Regions from separate parts of the Homo sapiens genome. Here region 1 is linked to region 2. Evidence: chromatin contacts called from ENCODE Hi-C data. All regions are on one chromosome and are shown on one strand. The core of a region is the stretch at or near the end of the contact, and the rest is flanking DNA. Distances in the headings are between cores, read along the strand shown.

Region 1 (3,960 bases), core at 499-2,998, 3.7 Mb after region 2:
CAGGTTGGCCAGGATGGTCTTGATCTCCTGACCTCATGATCCGCCCGCTTCGGCCTCCCAAAGTGCTGGGATTACAGGCGTGAGCCACAGTGCCTGGCCCAGGAGTAATTAATCTTAAACAAGCTATCTTTAGCAAGCAAAAGCATCTTACAAAGTACAGTAACTGAGGCTATCAAGCATGTAAAGAAAGCATTTTCTAGAAGCTTAGAGATGGATCCCCGAACACTCTGTAACCCTCTGTTAACAGTCTAAGGAATTCTGTTCTGAATTTGGGGGCTCTTCTCCAGGCAGTCAGGGTTTTGAATTCTATTTACAATTCCTCTGCTCTCTATGGCCTAGAATGATTGAACCAAGTCTCTAGATCACTGTAGGAGACATCAACCTTTAACAATACATTCTTGAGGAGAAGAGACTCGTGTAAGAAACTATCTTGTAAGAAGGGATGAGAATTACCCTAATGATGTAACTGACAACACAGTTTCTAGTTTTTCCTTTCTTTCCTTCCTTCTCCATTTTTTCCAGTTTCATATCCTTGTTTGTTCATGCTACATGAATACTTGAAGTTGATAGAGTTGGCTTTAACTTAGGAACCTTTGCTTAGAAAGTCAATATCCTGGCCTTTCCCAGAGTACTTGACTTCCTGCAAACCTTGTTAATAATACTTTGTTTTTTAAAATGTTGGAGAACTTCAGCCATTGCAGCCTCTTGCTAAGAAGCAAAAGCTATAATGACAGAGAAGCCCCAAAGTGCAGTGGAACCAGGGATCTCCGGGGAGAGTGGTGGTTTCCTGGGCCCCCCCAGAGAACCCAAGGCTGTGCTGGAGATGCTGCCGTGACAGGTGGAGGCGTGGAGAGGCACCTGGCAAGTCCTCAAACGCCTCCCCCTTGATTTAGCTCCTCTAGCTAAGGATACGCATTCCTTTGGGTTTCAGGTTTTTCTTCCCTAAAAAGAGAATCCCCAAACTGGACAAGCAGGTTACATTCACACAATAGCGTGAATGAATTCGCTGGTCGCCCTTCAGATTCTCATTTTGGAATCTCGAAGAAAGAGAGGTGGTGGGAGGAGGGCGCTTGAAACTTCTGGCGATGCCAGTTCAGATCGATTCCAGCTATGACGGAGCGGGAAGTGGATAAAGAGGACCCCAAGTCACAGGAGGCACTCTGAGAGCACCAAGCGCCCGGGGAGGCCATCCGCAGGTGGGCGCGGGGCCTGGATTCCACAGAGGGGCGGAGTCCCTCAGTCAGGCGCTGGCTGCAATCACACCCGAGCGCCAGCCCCCTCCAGCATCCCTGAGTCCCAGAGGAGATCGCCGAAGCGCTGGAAAAGCCGTTCCGCCCACGACTTCTGGTGCCGGGTCGGCGGCGACTGGGGGAGCCCAGTTCCGAGACCGTACCGCACCCACTGCGGACCTCCTGGGCCCTACATAGTAGGCGGGTCATGCAGGGCAGCGGGAGGAGGGGCGTGGGAGGGCCAAGGCCGCCGAGTCCCCGCTGTTCAGCCAGCAGGAGCGCCCCGCAGCCCTCCCGGGACACGGTGGACACGCTTGTCCCAGACCTGGGCGCCCTCCTGCCGGGAGCCAGGACTGGCCGCAGCAGGCGCTGTCCGGGCCCGTGGGCGGGGTTTCGGGAGGGGGCGGAGCCAGGCCCACGGCCGGTGTCAGGTTGCTCCGGTAACGGTGACGTTTCGCGGCGTGGGCGGGGCCAGCACGCAGGTTGCATATTTTAGGAAGTGAGGAGGAGGCGCGGGCTGGAGCTGCGGCGGGGTCTGGGGCGCAGAGCAGCGGCGGGAGGAGGCGGACACGTGGCAACAGCGGTAGCAGCCCGGGCGGCGGCAGCAACAGCGGCGGCGGCATCGGCCCGAGCCGCCGGCCGCCCTCCCACCCTCCCGCCCCGCGGCAGCCCTAGCTCCCTCCACTTGGCTCCCCTGGTCCCGCTCGCTCGGCCGGGAGCTGCTCTGTGCTTTTCTCTCTGATTCTCCAGCGACAGGACCCGGCGCCGGGCACTGAGCACCGCCACCATGGGGAAGGGGGTGAGTGTCCGGCGCGCCCGGGGAGGGGGCTCGGGGAGCCCTCGAGGGGAAGAGGAGGAAGTCGGGAGGGCGACCGCGGCCAGCGGGAGGCGGCGGAGGAGGAAGCGGCGCCGCGTGGAGTGGGCTGGCAGAGCCGCGCGGCTTAAAAGACGACGCAGTTTGGAAATGGAGGGAGCGCAGTAACGGGGGGCGGGGGAAGGGAGCGCCGAGGGGCTGGAGCGCGGCATTGCTTAGGGGGGTGGGCGGACCCTGGGCGGGGGCTGCGCGCCCCGGAGGCCGAGCGGGCCGGGGGCTCCGAGAGGCGGTGCTTGGGAAGCCTCGGGGCCGGGAGGAGGGGGCTTGCAGCAGCGGGGGCGGCCCCGGGACTGAGCCGGCATCCCTGAGCCTGGCTCCCCTCCCTGCGACCGCCGTCACCTCCTTCTCCTTCCTTTTCCCTCCGCCCTCCGTGCCCTGAGGAAAGGCGCGCTCCTCCCCTTCCCCTGGGGCGCTCCGCCGGGGCCTCCTCCCGGGCCTCCGTTCCCGCCGCGGCCCCGGTTCCGGCGGGGGCAGCCTCCGGGTTCGGGGCTCCTTCTCCTGGGGACGCTGGGGCTTAGCTTGCTCCGCGCAGAGGCGGCCGCCCTCCCCCAAAGAAAAAACTGGCTGCTTCTAAGTGCGAAGCCGGCTGGGCGGGCTGGTGCCAGAAAGGGTGTGTCTTCACTGCCCTAAGATGGCCTTTAAGGTATACTTTTGAGGGCTTTCTTGGGCCACTTTCCGTAAACACAGGATGCACCGATGGCAACTGGAGTTGTCATCCGATGGTGGGGAGAGGCGTGCAGATTTTTTTTGAAGGGACGAGCCCTGAAGGAGGATAGGCAGACCCACCAGGGCCTCAGGGTACAAGAAACCCGAAAAAGGACTGGAGGCTGCAGGCAATACGGTGGTAGGAATCTCTGCCGGTTTCCAGCGTCGCGGAAGCACCAAAGGGCGGTCCCTGAAGGAAACGAGGGGTCTTGGGGCTGGAGAGCGGCGCGGAGCGTGGTGGGAATATCGTCACAACGCCGCTGTCCTACATTTCTGTAGCGAAGACTTGATTACCCCTAGCTATTACCCGTGCAGGAGACTGGGCCCTGGACCCCAAATGAGCCAAAGTCTAGTTGAGAAAAATTTACACAGAATAACCTCGGAGTTCATGGGGTGAAAGTGACCATGTCATGAGAATACAAATGGGAGAGAATCCACTTCGTTGTCTCCAGGGTTTAGCACAGTGCAGACACTGAGTAGGTCTTTGAAGGCCCTGAGGCTTCTGGGTGTAGACAGAGTGTCGGGAGCAGAGGGAGGCTGCACTCCTTGGGGACTCTAAGGGAGTTTTAAAGGAGGTAATTGAAAGGCTTGGACCTGGTGGGGAGAACAGGCACAAGTGGAAATGCACAACTCGCCTCGCTTTTAAAAGCATGCAGCGTGGAGGGCTGGTCCAGGTCAGGTGGCATCAAAGAGCGGAGTACAGGGCCTCTCCATTCCCCTGATGGAGTCTGGGTTAGTGGCCTGTGCTTTTACCACACCGTCAAACCCTTGATCATTTCTGTAAACATGCACTTTAAAGCTCATTCTTTGTCTCTCCTGCCTTAAAAGAAAAAGAAAAAAGTTTACTTCCTGAGCTAATTTTGGGGGGTTTAGACATCACAGATGTGTGCCCCAAGCCTAGGAAGGTGAAGTGACTTGCTCAAGGTCAAACGGTTGGCTAGTGACAGACTAGGCGTCCCTGATTCTTGAACAGCCTGTGGCCTCAAGCCTGAACATGCATTTACTCTTTAACATTGAGTTCTTTATACAGAACTCAGAACTTCGGATGAAACGGGGTATTTGTGATGTTGAATTAATAGGCCATGGAGATGGTTTGGGTAACTAAGTTATGTCCATTTATCTAGATGTCTCCTTTATAACCACACACAGGCA
Region 2 (4,190 bases), core at 1,620-4,119:
ACATAAGGAAGGGTCAGAGGTGGGTAGAAGGAGAGGTTCCAGCACACAGTCACCCTCCCCCTACCCCCTCCACCCGTAGAAATCAACTGGCCCAGCCAGGCTACACTGGAAGACAGGAGGGAAGACTGGGGTGTAACTGCCCCTTCTCCCTCCCCTCTGAACCAAGCTCTGCTCAGGCTCTCAAAGGTGTTGTGGGTTCTCAGGGTAACCCCCTCTGGCTTCCACACAGAGTTGGCCAGAGTGGTTGCCTAGCAGGCTCTTGGCCCAGGTCACCCACTCACCATGAGCTGGAAGGCATTCTCAACGGCCCCCACTACCAGGCTCTCGTGGCTCACTTCCTTCTGTGAAGACCAGCAGGACTGAGGGCCAAGCAAGTGAGAGGGATCGGAGGAATCTGGGGTCCCCGGAGTGGTTGGGAGGCAGAGGGGTGGTGGCGAAGGGTCCTGAAGTATCTCTACCAGGTCCTTTAGCTGCTCTCGGATATGGCGATGCAGGAGCCGTGAGGCCATTTCAGCAGCTCCGCCCCCTGCATGCCCATCAAATAGGCCCCAGTAGTAGAAGCAGAGTCCCTGGTGGAGGAAAAGTTGGAGGTGAGTTTTGTTTGTGTGTGTGTGTGTGTGTGTGTGTGTGTGTGTTATGCAAGGTGAATAACAAGACTCTGGGCATCCATACAAACATCTGAGAGGTCAGTGTTTGCTACTGAAGGCAAATTAGGTTTATTCACATAAGGCTTCGTATGTGTCAAGAGAAAGGAAAGGCTCAAAAACCCAAACTCAGAGGATAACAGATCCAAAACTCAGCACTGGCAATTAAATCATCCATAAATATGTGAGCCTCTACATTTTAGGTGGGAAAGTAACATTCATGCTTACATGGTAGAATCTAACTGATGAATACCAGGTAAAGGTTCTGTGCCAGAAGGTAGATAGCCAGTGAGTTCATCAGGTCTTCCGCATGGCTCAGATTTAAAACCAGAGGCCTGAGTCCCTGGGGAGAGGTGTCACTGTGTCTCTGGGAAAGGGGATGGGTCTTACCTGGCCTCGGCTAGGCTCCCTAGGTACTCCTGTAACACTCCTCCGACCTTCCACATACACCACTTCACAGCAAGCCTGGTCCTCATTGTGCCGACTCTTGCCAGCATTGATGACCCTGCCAGGCCAGAATGACCACATCAGGTTGGACACCAGACCAGGTCCTGGAATAACCCCCACCTTAGACACACACCGTCTCCTGCGCCCGCTGGCCAAGCTGAGAAAGGTCACAGCCACCTGGGATCCAGGCCAGAGGGAGGAGGAGAAGGGAGGGCTGGCAAGGTGTAAGGAGTACTGTTTGGGTGGCCAGCCCTACCACTTCACAGAAAGGCCAGCAGGAGCTTCTGGCCAACCGCTATGTCCCCTGCCTGCCTCACTTCCCCCATCCCTGGCAAAAAAAAAAGAAAAAAGAAAAAGGCATTCCTAGTGGTGCTTCTGGGGGAGGGGCTAGTTGGTAGCAGAAGTTTTACTTCCCTGCTAGCTAGACCCTACATCCCACCCTCAACCACTATCAACTCTCCCAGTGCCTTGTCCCCAGCACCTCATCCTCATGGGCACACCCACCCTTATCCTAAAACCATCCAGCGAAAGTTTCTGCTGCCTTAACAATGAGGAAGCTCTCCAGCCCAGATCGGGAAAGAGGAACTGAAATAGAGTAGAAGTGAAAGCCCACCTGGACTGGGCAGGAGCCACATACCCATAAACTCCTCCCACACAGGAGGCTAAGGGAGGTGGTGGTGGGTCCATGGGCCACCAGCCACCTTCCTCAGCGAACTGAGCGCCCCCATCTCCCTCGGTGCTCTGCGTTCCCGGCAGATGCATTTAAAATACACACAGCCCGGGGGCCAGCCGGCCGCTCCGGGCAGGGGGTCCGCTTCTTTGCCAGGCCAGCACGAGTTGGCAGGCTGAAGGGCATCTAAATGGGACCCTCCTCTACCCCGGGCGTCCCCCTCCCCGCTCCTGGGGAAGCTGGCGGCCTCCTGGTGTCGCGGGCTATTTCTGGGTGTGGAGGGGGAGGGGAACTACGGTAAGAGGGACAGGGAACTGGGGCGCTGGAGCCGGGAAGCGGGTGAGCGAGTCTTCCCAACCGCTATGTCCCCTATTAAAAAGAACCCCGCTCCTTCGTGAAACCCCTTTTCCCTTAGCCTTTAAGCTGCCGGGCCGCGACGGGGAACTGGCCAACTCATCCTTCGCCGGGCTCTCCGCCCTCCGGGCTCTGGGGCAGAACAGGGTCCTGAGGCGGCGTGGGCGAGGGCAGTCAATGAGCGGGAAGGACGTGAAGAAGGTGACACAGGCTGCCCCCCACTGGAAAATGGGTTGGGAGGGGGTGCGGCCCGAAGACCAGAGGATAGCAAAGGTCCACGGAAAAGGGAGCTCCTGGCCCGGACGCGGCGTGGGGAACGCGTCCTAGCGCCGGGGATGCGGAGCTGGGGAGAGGGGTGGGAGCCCCATCCTGGTTTGGGTGCCCCAGGGGGCGCTCACTCGGCGTAGCCTGTGCTCCAGGGCAGGCGGCGGCCCGTGTCCGGGGGGCTTTGCACAGCCCGGCCCGCGTGGTCATCGGCGCGTCGCAGCCCCCCGGGGCTCAGCTGCAGAAAGGTCGGTCTGGAGAAGCTCGCTCGAGCCTCAACAGCCTTCGCGGGCGTCGCGCTCCCGCTCCCAGCCTTCGCGGGAGGGCTCCTGGGCGCTTCTGGAGCGGCGGCGGGCGGCGCCGAGGCGGCGTTGGGCAGGTCCGGGGATTTGGGGCGCGGAGGCGGAGCGCCCCCGGAGCTCACCAGGTGCGCCACGGCCGAGCGCACCCGGTTTAGCATGCTGCCTCCCTGCCCCGCCCTCGGCCGCGGCCCCGCCCCCGCCCAGGCCCCGCCCCCATGGCTCCGCGTGGGCGGTGCTCGCGCCAGCCGGCCCTTCCCTGCTACTGGCTCCCGGCCAGCTGGGCGGGTCCCGGGCGAAACTTGCCCTTGCTCTGGGCCACCCCAGGAACCGGCCCACGGGTCCCCGGCCTCTGCCCCGCCCCATTCCGGCTTGGCCCCGCCTCCGTTTCTTAGGGGTAGGTTCTGTTGCTGTGGGAAGGGGGCGGAGAGAAGGAAACCTTATTTCAGCCGTGCGCTAGATTAGACACAGCTAGAATGTCTCCATTGTGACGGGGGCTGAGGGACAAGGGGGTGCGGTCTCCTCGCTCTCGGTTCGGTGTGGCCAGCCAGCCCAGAGAGCCATGGAGCTAATGACCTCAGAGCAAAACAGGCGCTTGGGAGCCGCTGGGTATGAGGCGCCAGGTGTGACACCACCTCTGGATGGGGCTGCTGGAGCGAGAGCGGGCAAGCTGGTACCGGGTGGGGTTGCGGGATTAATGACGCAGGCTGCAGCCGACCACCCCGGAATCAGGAGCCGGGGTAGATTCCTGGGCTCCTGATGCGCTGTTCCCCGTGAAGACCACCTCTAGATCTGGGAGAGCGGTTGCTACTCCCACCCTCCTTTCTCTCTCAGAACCCAGGTCTTTCCCACAATGCAGACCTTCCCTGACCACAGCAGGACAAGCTATTAATAGGATAATAACAACATAACAAATACTATTTATTGAAGAAGTACTGCATACTAGACCCTTTACAAAGCACGTTCCATACAGTATTAGGTTATTTATACTGCACACCAATCCTTCAAGATGGTTTTTTTTCTGTCAGTTTCACGGATGAGGCAGGACGGGACGCTTCCTGTCATTTTACCGTGACTTGCCCCAGGAGGTCACACGGTCAAGTGAAAGATTCACACCTATGTCGGCCTCCTGACATTCAAACCTGCTCTGTCTTAAGAACCAAGCTTACTTCTCCGGATCAGGGAGGAAGGGCTAGAAAGGAGATCAATGGCAGAGAGAGGAGTGGGGGTTCCTCCCCTCCCATCCTTCTCTTAGGGCCAGGGCTGAGAGCAGTCCGGGAATGCTGAGCAAGTTCTGTGTCTACCGCCAGGGGGAGACAGAGGCCAGGCTAAGCCCTTGCCTAAGAAGAGTAAAAGCACACTCACTGGAAGACCAGGACAGAGCCCAATGCCTGGTTGGCTGCCCGTTCTTCCTAACTTCTCCCCTCTGGGAGAGGGTGGTACTGACCTGATGCCACAAGAGCTCTGTCTCTAAACCTCCTATCAGAAAGTTGATCGCTAGGTATCCACAGA

Evidence for each region. Hi-C counts contacts between places; a loop is a spot of excess contacts on that map. Pooled maps may share reads with other maps.
Region 1: a loop to region 2 is called in a pooled map, with 5 times the contacts of the local background. The contact joins the promoter of ATP1A1 here to the promoter of PPM1J in region 2. A Hi-C loop is called at or near these places in 2 of 168 maps with a recorded cell type or tissue (ascending aorta and esophagus muscularis mucosa) and 14 of 50 pooled maps.

What each region holds. Positions count from the first base shown.
Region 1 is chr1:116,371,496-116,375,455 of GRCh38, forward strand. It overlaps ATP1A1 (ATPase Na+/K+ transporting subunit alpha 1), which reads left to right and starts at 1,749. Exons shown (of 23, transcript NM_000701.8): 1 at 1,749-2,028. The coding sequence starts at 2,017. RefSeq lists silencers at 1,376-1,905, 2,336-2,635 and an enhancer at 3,006-3,125.
Region 2 is chr1:112,712,463-112,716,652 of GRCh38, forward strand. It overlaps PPM1J (protein phosphatase, Mg2+/Mn2+ dependent 1J), which reads right to left and starts at 2,870. Exons shown (of 10, transcript NM_005167.7): 1 at 2,514-2,870; 2 at 1,035-1,149; 3 at 282-569. The coding sequence starts at 2,839. It overlaps PPM1J-DT (PPM1J divergent transcript), which reads left to right and starts at 3,149. Exons shown (of 2, transcript XR_947714.4): 1 at 3,149-3,301; 2 at 3,989-4,190. RefSeq lists enhancers at 1,901-1,960, 2,925-3,219 and a silencer at 2,421-3,210.